Linked DNA regions of Homo sapiens: all the other regions are linked to region 1. Evidence: chromatin contacts called from ENCODE Hi-C or POLR2A ChIA-PET data. All regions are on one chromosome and are shown on one strand. Each heading gives the region's core, a stretch centred on a gene start or an enhancer-like site at or near the end of the contact. The rest is flanking DNA. Distances are from core to core; before and after follow the strand shown.

Region 1 (2,728 bases), core at 37-2,536:
CTGGCGAGCTAGAAGAATAGGACAGAATAACCCGATTATAAAAGGGGCAGTGGGAGAGAAAGGCGAGTACTAGGAGATGAAGTTGAAGAATTAAGCAGAGACCAGATCAAGTACTGCCTTGCTCTGGCCATGAAAAAAGTATGGATTTTAGTCTAAGTGTGCTCAAGCATCAGTTTTGTTTGTTTGTTATTTTTAATAAGCAGGGGAATGGCACAATCTAATGTCTGCTCTTAGAAGACGGATAGCTGTTACGTGGGAATTATTTGTAAAGAATGTGGGAAAAGCAGAGGCAAGAAAGGCAGGCCGAAGGTTATTGCAACAGCCCTGGCAAGAAAGGGTAGCTTGAATTACAACGGCAGTGGAAATGGAGAGAAGTGAATGGGTTTAGGATATATTTTGGCCCTGAAATGGCAGGGCTTGCTGCTGGAATAGACGTGGGGATGTAGGAAAGAGGAGTCACAGGTAATCCCTCGAGTTCCTTGTACTGTAACTGGAGTATATCTCCCTCCTGAGGGTAGCTAAGGAACGGGTTGGGACAGAGGGTTGGTTTTTTGCACCAAAAGATCTATTTTGGACATGGACATGTTATGCAAAGATGCTATTATCTCTTCTAGGGGCGATGCCCGTGAGCAACTGGATAATCAAATCTGGAGCATTTCAGTCTCAAACACCTCCTCAGAGTGATCCCAGGAGATCTCTGCAGCCACGGTGACATTTTCTTTATCTGAAGCGATGACACAGCTCACTGAATGCCATTCTTCCACATGCTGGAAAAGCGAGGTCTAGTGAACACAATTCCTTTCCGTGCGGAAAGTCTGAAATCTTTTTAACACTTCGGACACAGAGCATCGTAAGGTCCCAGAATAGAGGGTGTGAGCAATTTCAGCGCTCACCTCGGCCCAAGCGAAGCTCCAGCGGGAGCAATTGAGACCCAGGGACGAAGCTAGGGAGGGCCTGGCAGCCCCCGGCACTGGCCGGCAGGGGTAACCCAGGAAAAACAGTCTCCTGGCCTCTCGTTACCCGCTTCAGGCCCTCCGCCCTCCCCTGGCCTCTCGGGACGGCCGCGCTTACCTGAACCGAACTGTACGCACAAGCGCGCTCCTGACTCCAGGTGCACACCGTGGAGGCCTGAAACGAGAGCCATGACCGCGACGCGCTGAACAAACCAAGCCGCCAGTTTTCCGTCCCGTCCCGGCCCCGGCCCTGGCGAGGTGCGCATGCGCAGGGCCGGGAGCTAGGACCCCGCGGCAGGCGGGCGCGTCCGCGTCGCACGGAAGTCTCGCGATGTTTGCGTTTGAACCTCTTGGCGGGTGCCGGCCATGGCGGCTTCGCTCCCGGGACCTGGGAGCCGGCTTTTCCGCACATATGGGGCTGCGGACGGCAGGAGACAGCGGCGGCCGGGCCGGGAAGCCGCGCAGTGGTTCCCGCCGCAGGACCGGAGGCGTTTCTTCAACAGCAGCGGCAGCAGCGACGCCAGCATCGGCGACCCCTCGCAGTCCGACGATCCTGACGATCCCGACGACCCCGACTTCCCCGGCAGCCCGGTGAGGCGGCGGCGGAGGCGTCCCGGCGGCCGAGTGCCCAAGGACCGGCCCAGCCTGACCGTGACCCCAAAGCGCTGGAAGCTGCGAGCTCGCCCAAGCCTAACCGTGACCCCAAGACGCCTGGGGCTGCGAGCTCGGCCCCCGCAGAAGTGCAGCACACCCTGCGGCCCGCTCCGACTTCCGCCCTTCCCCAGCCGCGACTCCGGCCGCCTCAGCCCGGACCTCAGCGTGTGCGGCCAGCCCAGGGACGGCGACGAGCTGGGCATCAGTGCCTCCCTGTTCAGCTCTCTGGCCTCGCCCTGCCCCGGGTCCCCAACGCCAAGGGACAGTGTCATCTCGATCGGCACCTCCGCCTGTCTGGTTGCAGCCTCAGCCGTCCCGAGCGGCCTCCACCTCCCAGAAGTCTCCCTGGACCGAGCATCTCTCCCCTGCTCCCAGGAGGAAGCGACAGGAGGAGCCAAGGACACCAGGATGGTCCACCAAACCCGCGCCAGCCTCAGGTCAGTTCTCTTTGGCCTTATGAACTCAGGAACCCCTGAGGATTCTGAGTTTCGGGCAGATGGGAAGAATATGAGAGAGTCCTGCTGTAAAAGGAAACTGGTGGTGGGAAATGGACCAGAGGGTCCAGGTCTGTCAAGCACAGGCAAGAGGAGGGCCACAGGCCAGGACTCTTGTCAAGAGAGAGGGCTTCAAGAGGCCGTCCGGAGAGAGCATCAGGAGGCCAGTGTTCCCAAGGGCCGCATTGTGCCAAGGGGAATAGACAGGCTGGAGAGAACTAGATCAAGCCGGAAGAGCAAACATCAGGAGGCAACGGAAACCTCTCTCCTCCATTCCCACCGCTTTAAAAAGGGCCAAAAGCTGGGAAAAGATTCGTTCCCCACCCAGGACCTGACTCCTTTACAGAATGTCTGCTTTTGGACCAAAACCAGGGCTTCCTTCAGTTTCCACAAGAAGAAAATTGTGACTGATGTGTCAGAGGTCTGCAGCATCTATACCACTGCCACTTCTCTCTCTGGATCCCTCCTATCAGAATGTTCAAACCGGCCTGTCATGAACAGAACAAGTGGTGCTCCGTCCTCTTGGCACTCCTCCTCTATGTATTTGCTAAGCCCCTTAAACACTCTAAGTATTTCAAACAAAAAGGCATCTGATGCTGAAAAGGTTTATGGGGAATGCAGTCAGAA
Region 2 (2,995 bases), core at 395-2,894, 1.0 Mb before region 1:
GCCATGAGCTGGAATCCAAACACTTCCCTTAACAGCTAAATCGCTGTGTGACCTTGGGCAAGTCACTTCGACTCTTCGGGTCTCTGCTAGAGGGGAAATCAGCCAACCTCCTCTCATCCAGCCTGCCCCCACTGATTCAGAGCCACATCAGCACAAAGCCTGGTAGGTTGGGGCGATGAGCATCTGCTCTTCTGCCCAAACCTTGGCCTTGTCTAGACAATCAGCAGTACTGCCCCAGCACCTGTCCCTCACCCCAAGGCAACTCCGCTATGATGGGAACAGGGTCAGAGGGCTGAACGCTGTCCCCATCCTGATTCCCAAGTCAGCCCTGGCGCACTCACTGAAGCTAGGAAGGGAGATGATGAGGCGTTAAGACCACAAGTCCCAACTGAGGACAGTCGACGGAGGAGGGAGGGACTGGGGGACAGGAGTAGCTCTGCACCTCCACTGCCACCCAGAGCAAAGAGGGCCTGAGGAAGATGACGACTGAGGGCCTGGGAAGGGGATTCCAGCCCCAAGGCTGGAGTCTGAGACACGGTGGAGGGAACAGAAGGAAGAGAAGGGGCTCAGGAGAAAGGGAAAGCAGGCCCCACCCGAGACAAGCTGCAGCCACTGCCACAGTCACCACCATACAGCCCCCATGGGGGATCGCTGGGAGCTTGACTCCACACTAACGACCTTTGCCTTAAAAACAGCAACTCTGGTCTGACCCACTTTTCGCAATAAGGCAGGTTAATGATCAAGTTCTGGCACAAACACTTCCCCCTGCCAAGGAGTTTGGCTCTGCCCCATGCAAAGGCAGACGCCCCCTACACCAGGTCGGCCGAGCAGGCCAACACACCTGAGAGTCTCCGCCACAGCCTGAAGACCTGCGGTTATAGCCTGGCCTCAGGGCATGAACCAGGGACGCCCCTCACAACGCACACCCCGCACCTCGTGCTCTTCCCACAAACCAAGCCTGGGAAGCCTCGAGCGGAGCTTCACTCCCAGGGCTGCAGCCCTGCGCACAGGGGATGCCTGGGAGGCCGCCGCGGAGCAGGTGCCGAAGGGGGCTGTCCCGCAAACGTCGGAGCGACCCCAGCTCAGAGAGCTCCCATGCTCGGGCGCAGAGGGGGTGGGGCCGCCGATTCTTTCGGTCTGCGGCGGCGGCGCACCCCGAAACCGCGTGTGCGCGCACGTGTCCCCGCGATGAGGCGCGCGTGTGCCCGCCGAGGGTGCCAGCCGAGGCTGCCCTCCACGGGACCGCACGTGCGAAACCCGGGCCGCAGCCGGGGGCGACTGTGAAGGTGACCTTCAGCGCGGGGGCGACCCGGTGAAGGCCCCAGCGAGATACAACCGGGCCCGACGCGGAGGGAAGGCGGCGATCCCCGCGGAGTCCCGAACCCGCCCGCCCTGGTCCGGCGCCCCCCGCCCAGCGGCCCGCTGGCCCTGGCCCCGCTCACCGGCCGCGCCCGGCCGCCCCTTGCCCCCGGCCTGCGAGCCGTGTTCCCGGGCGCTGTCGGCCGGGGCGGCCGCCGGCAACTCGTCCGTCTTGATAACCATGGTGGCGGGAGCGGGCGTCCGCCTCGGCTGTCCGCGCCGCCCGCCGCGCCACTAACCCAAGTGCCCTGCGCGCCGCGGCTGCTGAGGGAAGGACGGAGTCACCGGCCCACGTGGTGCGCGCCGTGGCCTTTGACCCCGCCGCCGTTTCCCTGCCCCACCCTCGCGCCCGGCCCAGCCCACGGCGGCCCGCGAGGGACAAAACGCGCCGCGCCTGGTTCCCCGCCCACGGACGCGGTGACTTTCCAGAACGTCTTAAAGGCAACGCACTCTGACTCAAGGCCCAGGGAGGCTGGGCGCCCTCGCGGGGCGGGGCCTCGGGGAGACTCCCTGCTGCTCGCTGCCCGTCGGGCGGGCACTGTGACCTTGGGTGGAGACTGGTCTGGTTCTGCCATGGCTAATCCTCCCCTCTCCAAGGATCCCCTGTTTTCTCTTGCAGATTTGCTAAATGACCGCGCAGTCTGTCATCTGCGGTGTTCGCGTGACCCTCAGCGCCCTCCCCACCCGGCAGGCCCTTTCCCGCCGAATGGGTGCGGCTGGATTATTGAGGGAGTGGAGGGTCGCTTAGGGCACGGGCACGAGAGGCGAGGGCGAGACGTGGCTAATGGGGATCAAGAGTCAGAATGGACCCGCCAAACTTTGCCCCGAGCCAGAACGGGCTCCCTACCCGCGTCCTCGACCCATGGGTCCTCACCTCCAGGCTGGTGTCCTCATTTTACAGTGGAGGAGGCCGAGACCAAGGTCACACAGAGAGCAAGGGGTAGAGCCGGGTCTGACTCCATCCACAGCCAGGACGCTTTAACTCGTATTTTTCACTTGGCAGGGGCTTGGCGGGGACGGAACGGTGAGGTCAGAGAATGCTGCAGAGGGGACATTGGGACCAGGTCTTGCAGTGAGTTGAAGTGCTCCAGGCAGAGAGCGCCGGTGGGTCTTTCCTGGCCAGGCCGCAGGGGGCCTTTGGGAAGCACCCGAGGCCTATAACCTTCGGAGCGTTTGTCAAGCTCTAATGAGAACTGGAAAGCTTCAGCTTCCCGAGGTGGGCTGGGAGGGCCTTAGGTAGGGCCTCGCACAAATTGCGAAGGAAAGCCGACCTTGTTCTGGAGAGCACGTGGTGAGGAAAGCCAGCGACTTGATGTGAGCATTTAAACGGGAGGAAGGAAGATGAGAACTGGTAAGATTCTTCTCGGCCGGGCGGTGCAGCGGCTCACGCCTGTAATCCTAGCACTTTGGGAGGCCGAAGCCAGGCGGATGACTTGAGTTCAGGATTCGGAAGTTTGAGACCAACCTGGGCAACATTTCAAAACCCCCGTCTCTACAAAAAATATTGTTTAAAAAAAGCCAGGTGTAGTGGCACGCGCCTGTAGTCCCAGCTACTTGGGAGCTGAGCTGGGAGTATCACTCAGGACGGCTCAGATTGAGCCCAGGAGTTCCAAGCTGCAGTGAGCTATGATCGCAC
Region 3 (2,907 bases), core at 7-2,506, 1.2 Mb after region 1:
CTAGAGCTGCCAACCCACAGTCTACCCTCCATCCTGAGGCCCCAATACCCAGTGTAAATGCCCCTCAGGCCTTCTGCCTTCAGGATACTGGTGAGGGCATGGAAGCTGGTTTTGTACTCTCGAGTCTTGGCCCCTTCCCCGCTCAACTGCATCCGGTTCTTCACCAGGTCCAGGGGCTGGACAAAAACTGTAGCTCCCATCCTGGGGGAAGACAGAGGTGGAGTGAAGGGCCAGGCATTCCAGATCTACCAGTGCCCACTGGAGCCTGGCAGCAAGAGGTTACAAAGGTCAGGGCCTGCCATGCGATTCAAGAATCAGGATGCTGGTGAGCATGTGTATAAGAGTCTATATGTACACCAAGTGCAACGGGTCTGAAAAGTCTAGTTGTCCAGTAGGGGCCATGCAATGAAAGTGCTCCAAGCAGCTTCATGACAGTCAAGCAGTGACCTGGGGCTGCACGCAGTCCGACACAGGGAGGGGAGGAAGGGGCATCCAAGATTTAGGACTCCAGGTAGTCCTGCAGGAGCCATTTAATGGCCTGGAACCCCCTGCCGCCCGGCCGAGCTTAGCAATGCGCTGGGAAACTCAGCTGGCCCGGCGGGGGTTGTGCAACGACCCTGCATGCAGTCCATAAGGGTCCTGCAATGGGGCCCTAGCAGCCCATCGGGGAACTCGCAATACGCTGGAGATCGCGCTGACCCCGTGCCGGCACAGTTCACTGCAACAGACCCAGAGATGAACCGGGCCCGGTTCCTTTTGCCCTTCCCTTCCTCCTCTTTTCCCATCCCTGGGGCCTGAGCTTACCCGGCCAGGCCCCCAAACAGGAACTTGACGGACTTAGGGGAGGTACGGGGCTTCCCGTCTATCCCGCCGGCCCCGGCACTCGCCGTCGCCGCCATCGCCACTCAATGGCCCTCGGCTCCGGGTCCCGTGCGCGCGCGGCCCCGCTCGCGCCCAAGGTGACACCGCGCGCGCAACAGAGCGAGGGCGCGCGCACGCCCCTCCAGCTCTCAGGTCCGACACCCGCTGGAAGCCGGCGCGGGCGCAGGCGCGCAGCGCAAAGGCGGCCGGGAGTAAGGCGGAGCTGAAGGAGGAGCTTGATGGAAGCGTGCGAGAAGGGGCGTAACTGATTTGGAAACCAGAGGAAAGGCGCTGTTTTCACCGAATTAGAATCGCGGGAAAATAGAGAAGAGTTTGTTTGAAGGTCTCGCGAGATCGAGTGAGTACGGCTCGCCAAGTTGGAGCGCTCTCGCGATAGACACAGCAACTATTCAGCTGCGAGGGGACGGGAGAGGTGGTGAGCACTCTCGCGAGATTTGAAGGAGCGGCGGAGGCCAGAGGGAGGAGAGGTTTGTAAACTAGGAGGCTCCGGGTTTCCGGGCACTTTTATTAGGTCGTCTTCTGGGCCACCAGTGCCCCTTCCATCTCCACAGGCAGTCCCTCCATCGCTAACCTTTTTTTAACCGGCCTTTTAGGACCGGAAGTCCTTCATCTCAAGCATCCAATGCTGAAAGCGGCCTGATTTTCTCTACCGGAAGCCCTTTTCCAGAGGCTGGGAACACGGCCCACCTAGCAGGAAGTCCCACCTCCTTGAGCTCCGCCACCCTTCCCGAAGTTTTTCTGTCACCTGTGTTAGGCTCCGTCCCCTTTCCGCGTTTTATCCCCGTACCAGAAAAGGATACATTTAGTGCCTCCCACCCAGCTCCACTAAACGGGTTGGATATCTCATTCTTTGAGTTGGTGTTCCTTCCCCGGCGCCCCCATGTAGCTGGGAAGTGGGACCTGGGGGTGGTTGGACCCCTGGGATCCTAAAGGAGGGGCAGGGAGGGCGCAGAACTCCGCTTCTGCTCCTTGCTACCAGGACGCGCGGCCTCCTCAGCCTCTTTCCTCCCGCTGCCATGCACCCTGCAGCCTTCCCGCTTCCTGTGGTTGTGGCCGCTGTGCTGTGGGGAGCGGCCCCGACCCGGGGGCTCATTCGAGCGGTGAGTCTGAGGGACGGATGGGGAAAGGGCGCTGAAAGGAAGGGTTGCAGGCTGAAGGGGAACATCGCCTTTTTTGTCCGCAGACCTCGGACCACAATGCCAGCATGGACTTTGCAGACCTTCCAGCTCTGTTTGGGGCTACCTTGAGCCAGGAGGGCCTCCAGGTGATTTTCTTTCTTTTCTTTTCCTCCTTCCCTCCCTTCCTTCCTTTTCTGTCTTTTTTCTTTTTTTAGTATTTCGCAAGATCCTCCATCCTAGGCTGGGGTTGGGGAGGTTTGTCCTGGGTGAAACTGGAGGTAGGAAAATGAAGTTAGGAACTGAGCACGTCTAGTGTAGAACCCAGAATCTAGAGGGAGAAGACAGAGTGTCCACCCCTGGAACTCCGAGGTTATCAGGGAGACTGAAAGTGGACGAAGACAGAAGGCAGGATCAACGGTCCTTATCAGGAAGGTCTCAGGTGCTAGTTATTGCTTATATGACTTTGGGCAAGTTAATCTCTCTGAGCCTTAGTTTGTTTTACTGTAAAATGGGATATTAGAAGTTTTCCTAGGGTTATTGTGAAGATCAAAGTAGATACGCAATTTTGGTAGTATTTCATCCCAAAGACTGCCACATAGCAAGAACTCAGTTGGGCCTTAGTAGCAGTCGAGTTGTTTGTGAGATGGGTAATTAGAAAATTGAAGAGGCCGGGCGCGGTGGCTCACATCTGTAATCCCAGTTCAAGACCAGCCTGGCCAACATGGAGAAACCCTATCTCTACTAAAATGGCAAAAATTAGCTGGGCGTGATGGTGCACGCATGTAGTCCCAACTACTTGGGAGGCTGAGGCAGGAGAATCACTTGAAACCGGAAGGTGGAGGTTGCAGTGAGCCGAGATCGCGCCACTGCACTCCAGCCTGGGTGACAAAACGAGACTCCATCTCAA
Region 4 (2,939 bases), core at 1-2,500, 1.0 Mb after region 1:
TACAGGCATGCGCCACCATGCCCAGCTAATTCTGTATTTTTAGTAGAGACGGGGTTTCTCCATGTTGGTCAGGCTGGTCTCGAACTCCTGACCTCAGGTGATCCACCCGCCTCGGCCTCCCAAAGTGCTGGGATTACAGGTGTGAGCCACCAAACCCAGCCTTTATTTTTTAAATATAGGAGATGGGGTCTCACTATATTGCCCAGGCTGGTCTCGAAGTCCTTAGTTCAAGTGATCCTCCCACCTCAGCCTCCCAAAGAGCTGAAATTACAGGAGTGAGCCACCATGCCCAGCCCCCAAATTTTTTTATAAAGACAGTATCTCACTATGTTCCCCAGGCTAGACCATTCAGTTTAACTGAGTCTAACCTTCATGTGCTAACCTTGGGCAAACTAGTTTCATTCTTGATAATCTACTATAAACTGTTACAAACGATCTTTCCAAAAAAGGTAATTCTGGTCATAACACACTTCTTAAAAACCCTTTAAAGGCTCAAATGTCTTCAGACTCAAGTCCAAAGTACATAGCTTGCAAGCCTTTTCCTGATTCCGCTCCTCTCTCCAGCCTCACCATTGTCATACCTAACCCCCACCACGCTCCGTTCACTCCAGGCAGGCAGAATCCCTTGCTGGACTCCACATGCGCTGTTCCCGTCACAGCACCATGCTGTTGCCTATGCCGTCTCCCTTTTCCACTACAAGCTTTCATCCACGTAGTTCACCTTTAAGATTCAGCTCACGCCTGTAATCCCAGCACTTTGGGAGGCCGAAGAGGGTGGATCGCTTGAGGTCGAGTTCGAGACCAACCTGGCCAACATGGTGAAACCCCGTCTCTACTAAAAATACAAAAATCAGCCGGGCGTGGTGGCGGGCGCCTATAATCCCAGGCACCCGGGAAGCTGAAGCAGGAGAATCGCTTGAACCTGGGAGGTGGAGGTTGCAGGGAGGGAGATCTTGCGACTGCACTCCAACCTGGACGACAGAGTAAGACTGTCTCATAAATAAATAAACTTGTGTAGAATAAACTAGAGGCCACAGACAGTGTCAAGAAGATGGACAGGTCTGAATGGCCTCGGGCTAGGGGATATTCCACTGTCGCCTCTGACTACGGGTGGTCCTGTGGCTGAGGCGCAGCGGGCCCTGGGAGTTGTAGTTCATCAAGCGGACCGAGGAGGCGAGGCTGCGCTGAGCATCCTGGGAATCGTAGTGCTCGCTACACGGTGCCCTCTGCGCAGGCGCACACCGAGAGCCACTTCCGGAACAAGCGTCGCGTTTCTGAGGAGAAACTCTTGGTGAGAATTCCCAGAGTGATAATGGCTACCTACAGCCTGGCGAACGAGAGACTACGCGCTCTGGAAGACATTGAACGGGAAATCGGCGCCATCCTTCAGAATGCAGGTTCGGGATGCGACAACCTGGACAGCGGGGAGCGAAAGCGTGACCGGGCTGCACTGGCAGCCTGACCTGGGACTTGGAGCAGGGTTGGGGAGGGAATCCTACGTGCGTGCGCAGCGAAAGGGCGGGACTGAGAGGGGCTGGCCTAGGGAGAGGCTACACTGGCAGTCTCCGTGTGTCCCCGCCCTCTCTCCGCCCTGGCAGGTACTGTGATCCTAGAATTGTCCAAGGAAAAAACTAACGAGCGGCTCCTAGACCGGCAGGCGGCGGCCTTCACCGCTTCAGTGCAACACGTGGAGGCGGAGCTGTCAGCTCAGATCCGCTACCTCACCCAGGTCGGTGTGTCTGGGGGGTTCTGCGAGCGAACCCCAGCTCTGGGTCAAAGCCTCAGGCTTGGGTGATCCAGGGTGGAGCATTAACTGGGCAGGACCAGACCTCCCCAGCCGGCCATCCAGAGCGGGTTTCTTCCTCTAAAAGGAAAGAATGGGCCGGGCGCAGTGGCTTGACAGAGTTCGAGACCAGCCTGGCCAACACGGTGAAACCTCGTCTCTACTAAAAATATAAAAATTAGGCCAGGCTCGGTGGCTCACTCCTGTAATCCCAGCACTTTGGGAGGCTGAGGCGGGTGGATCATCTGAGGTCAGGAGTTCGAGACCAGCCTGGCCAACATGGTGAAACTCCGTCTCTACTAAAAATACAAAAATTAGCTGGGCTGGTAGCGGGCACCTGTAATCCCAGCTACTTGGAAGGGTGAGGCAGGAGAATCGCTTGAACCCAGGAGGTGGAGGTTGCAGTGAGCCAAGATTGCAGCACTGCACTCCAGCCTGGGTGACAAAGCAAGACTGTCTCAAAAAAAAAAAAAGCCGGGCTTGGTGGTGAGTACCGGTAACCCCAGCTACTTGGAAGGCTGAGGCAGGAGAATCGCTTGAACCCAGGAGGCGGAGGTTGTTGTACTTAGCCGAGATCATGCCATTGCACTCCAGCCTGGGTAACAGAGCAAAAACTCTGTCTCAAAAAATAATAAATAATAAAATGAAAGAATTAAAGGTGGCCCTGCATACCTCACTGGGTAACATCACATGTGCCTAGCAGAAGATGTGTAAATAATGCTAGAACTACAGAACTTTGTCACTGGAAACTTGGCCTGACCTCCAGGCCACGAGGTCCCAAATCCTTATATCCTGAGAAGAGGGACAGGATTGAGAAGGTTCTGAAATCGTCGCAGGGACCACTACCATTACTAATTTTTACGGTGTGCCAGATACTCTGCATTACTTTATCTAATCCTCAACAACTCTAGGAAGTAGTTATTGTCACCCCCATTTTACAGACAAGATTAACATAAGTTAAATGATTTATTTACCCAGCTACCAGATGGCCTAACAAATTCAAACTCAGGGAAGAAATGAGACGAGACCTGATGCCTGGTTGGAGTTAGGGTAAAGGAGATGGTGCTCCATTGATAGTCTGTCTTGTAGGTGGCCACAGGGCAGCCCCATGAGGGCTCCAGCTACTCTTCGAGGAAGGACTGTCAGATGGCTCTGA

Evidence for each region. A loop is a pair of places that touch in the nucleus more often than their neighbours do. ChIA-PET counts read pairs that join two places held with the same protein, here RNA polymerase II (POLR2A). Pooled maps may share reads with other maps.
Region 2: a loop to region 1 is called in a map of naive thymus-derived CD4-positive, alpha-beta T cell, with 32 times the contacts of the local background. The contact joins the promoter of CLUH here to the promoter of HASPIN in region 1. A Hi-C loop is called at or near these places in 1 of 168 maps with a recorded cell type or tissue (naive thymus-derived CD4-positive, alpha-beta T cell) and 8 of 50 pooled maps. POLR2A ChIA-PET finds 5 or more read pairs at or near these places in 1 of 52 experiments (PC-9).
Region 3: a loop to region 1 is called in a pooled map, with 14 times the contacts of the local background. The contact joins the promoter of RNF167 here to the promoter of HASPIN in region 1. A Hi-C loop is called at or near these places in 1 of 37 single-sample maps with no recorded cell type and 7 of 50 pooled maps. POLR2A ChIA-PET finds 5 or more read pairs at or near these places in 2 of 52 experiments (AG04450 and BJ).
Region 4: a loop to region 1 is called in a pooled map, with 5 times the contacts of the local background. The contact joins the promoter of MED11 here to the promoter of HASPIN in region 1. A Hi-C loop is called at or near these places in 1 of 37 single-sample maps with no recorded cell type and 2 of 50 pooled maps. POLR2A ChIA-PET finds 5 or more read pairs at or near these places in 1 of 52 experiments (activated T-cell).

The regions. Positions count from the first base shown.
Region 1 is chr17:3,722,617-3,725,344 of GRCh38, forward strand. HASPIN (histone H3 associated protein kinase) reads left to right here and starts at 1,287. Exons shown (of 1, transcript NM_031965.2): 1 at 1,287-2,728. The coding sequence starts at 1,320. It overlaps ITGAE (integrin subunit alpha E), which reads right to left. Exons shown (of 31, transcript NM_002208.5): 27 at 1,072-1,128; 28 at 672-767. It also overlaps a transcript of P2RX5 not described here. RefSeq lists a silencer at 1,188-1,347 and an enhancer at 1,217-1,972.
Region 2 is chr17:2,710,120-2,713,114 of GRCh38, forward strand. CLUH (CLUH binding protein of NUMT mRNA) reads right to left here and starts at 1,645. Exons shown (of 26, transcript NM_001366661.1): 1 at 1,443-1,645. The coding sequence starts at 1,542. LOC105371592 (a long non-coding RNA gene) reads left to right here and starts at 2,190. Exons shown (of 2, transcript NR_136412.1): 1 at 2,190-2,280; 2 at 2,363-2,714. RefSeq lists enhancers at 204-283, 1,118-2,014, 2,015-2,910 and silencers at 1,524-1,643, 1,774-1,953.
Region 3 is chr17:4,939,012-4,941,918 of GRCh38, forward strand. RNF167 (ring finger protein 167) reads left to right here and starts at 1,257. Exons shown (of 10, transcript NM_015528.3): 1 at 1,257-1,349; 2 at 1,476-1,982; 3 at 2,066-2,146. The coding sequence starts at 1,899. SLC25A11 (solute carrier family 25 member 11) reads right to left here and starts at 1,035. Exons shown (of 8, transcript NM_003562.5): 1 at 805-1,035; 2 at 49-201. The coding sequence starts at 899. RefSeq lists enhancers at 1-368, 1,085-1,154, 2,035-2,164 and silencers at 875-944, 1,507-1,701.
Region 4 is chr17:4,730,178-4,733,116 of GRCh38, forward strand. It overlaps MED11 (mediator complex subunit 11), which reads left to right and starts at 1,251. Exons shown (of 3, transcript NM_001001683.4): 1 at 1,251-1,397; 2 at 1,599-1,729; 3 at 2,873-2,939. The coding sequence starts at 1,313. RefSeq lists enhancers at 1,048-1,187, 1,087-1,906, 1,198-1,247.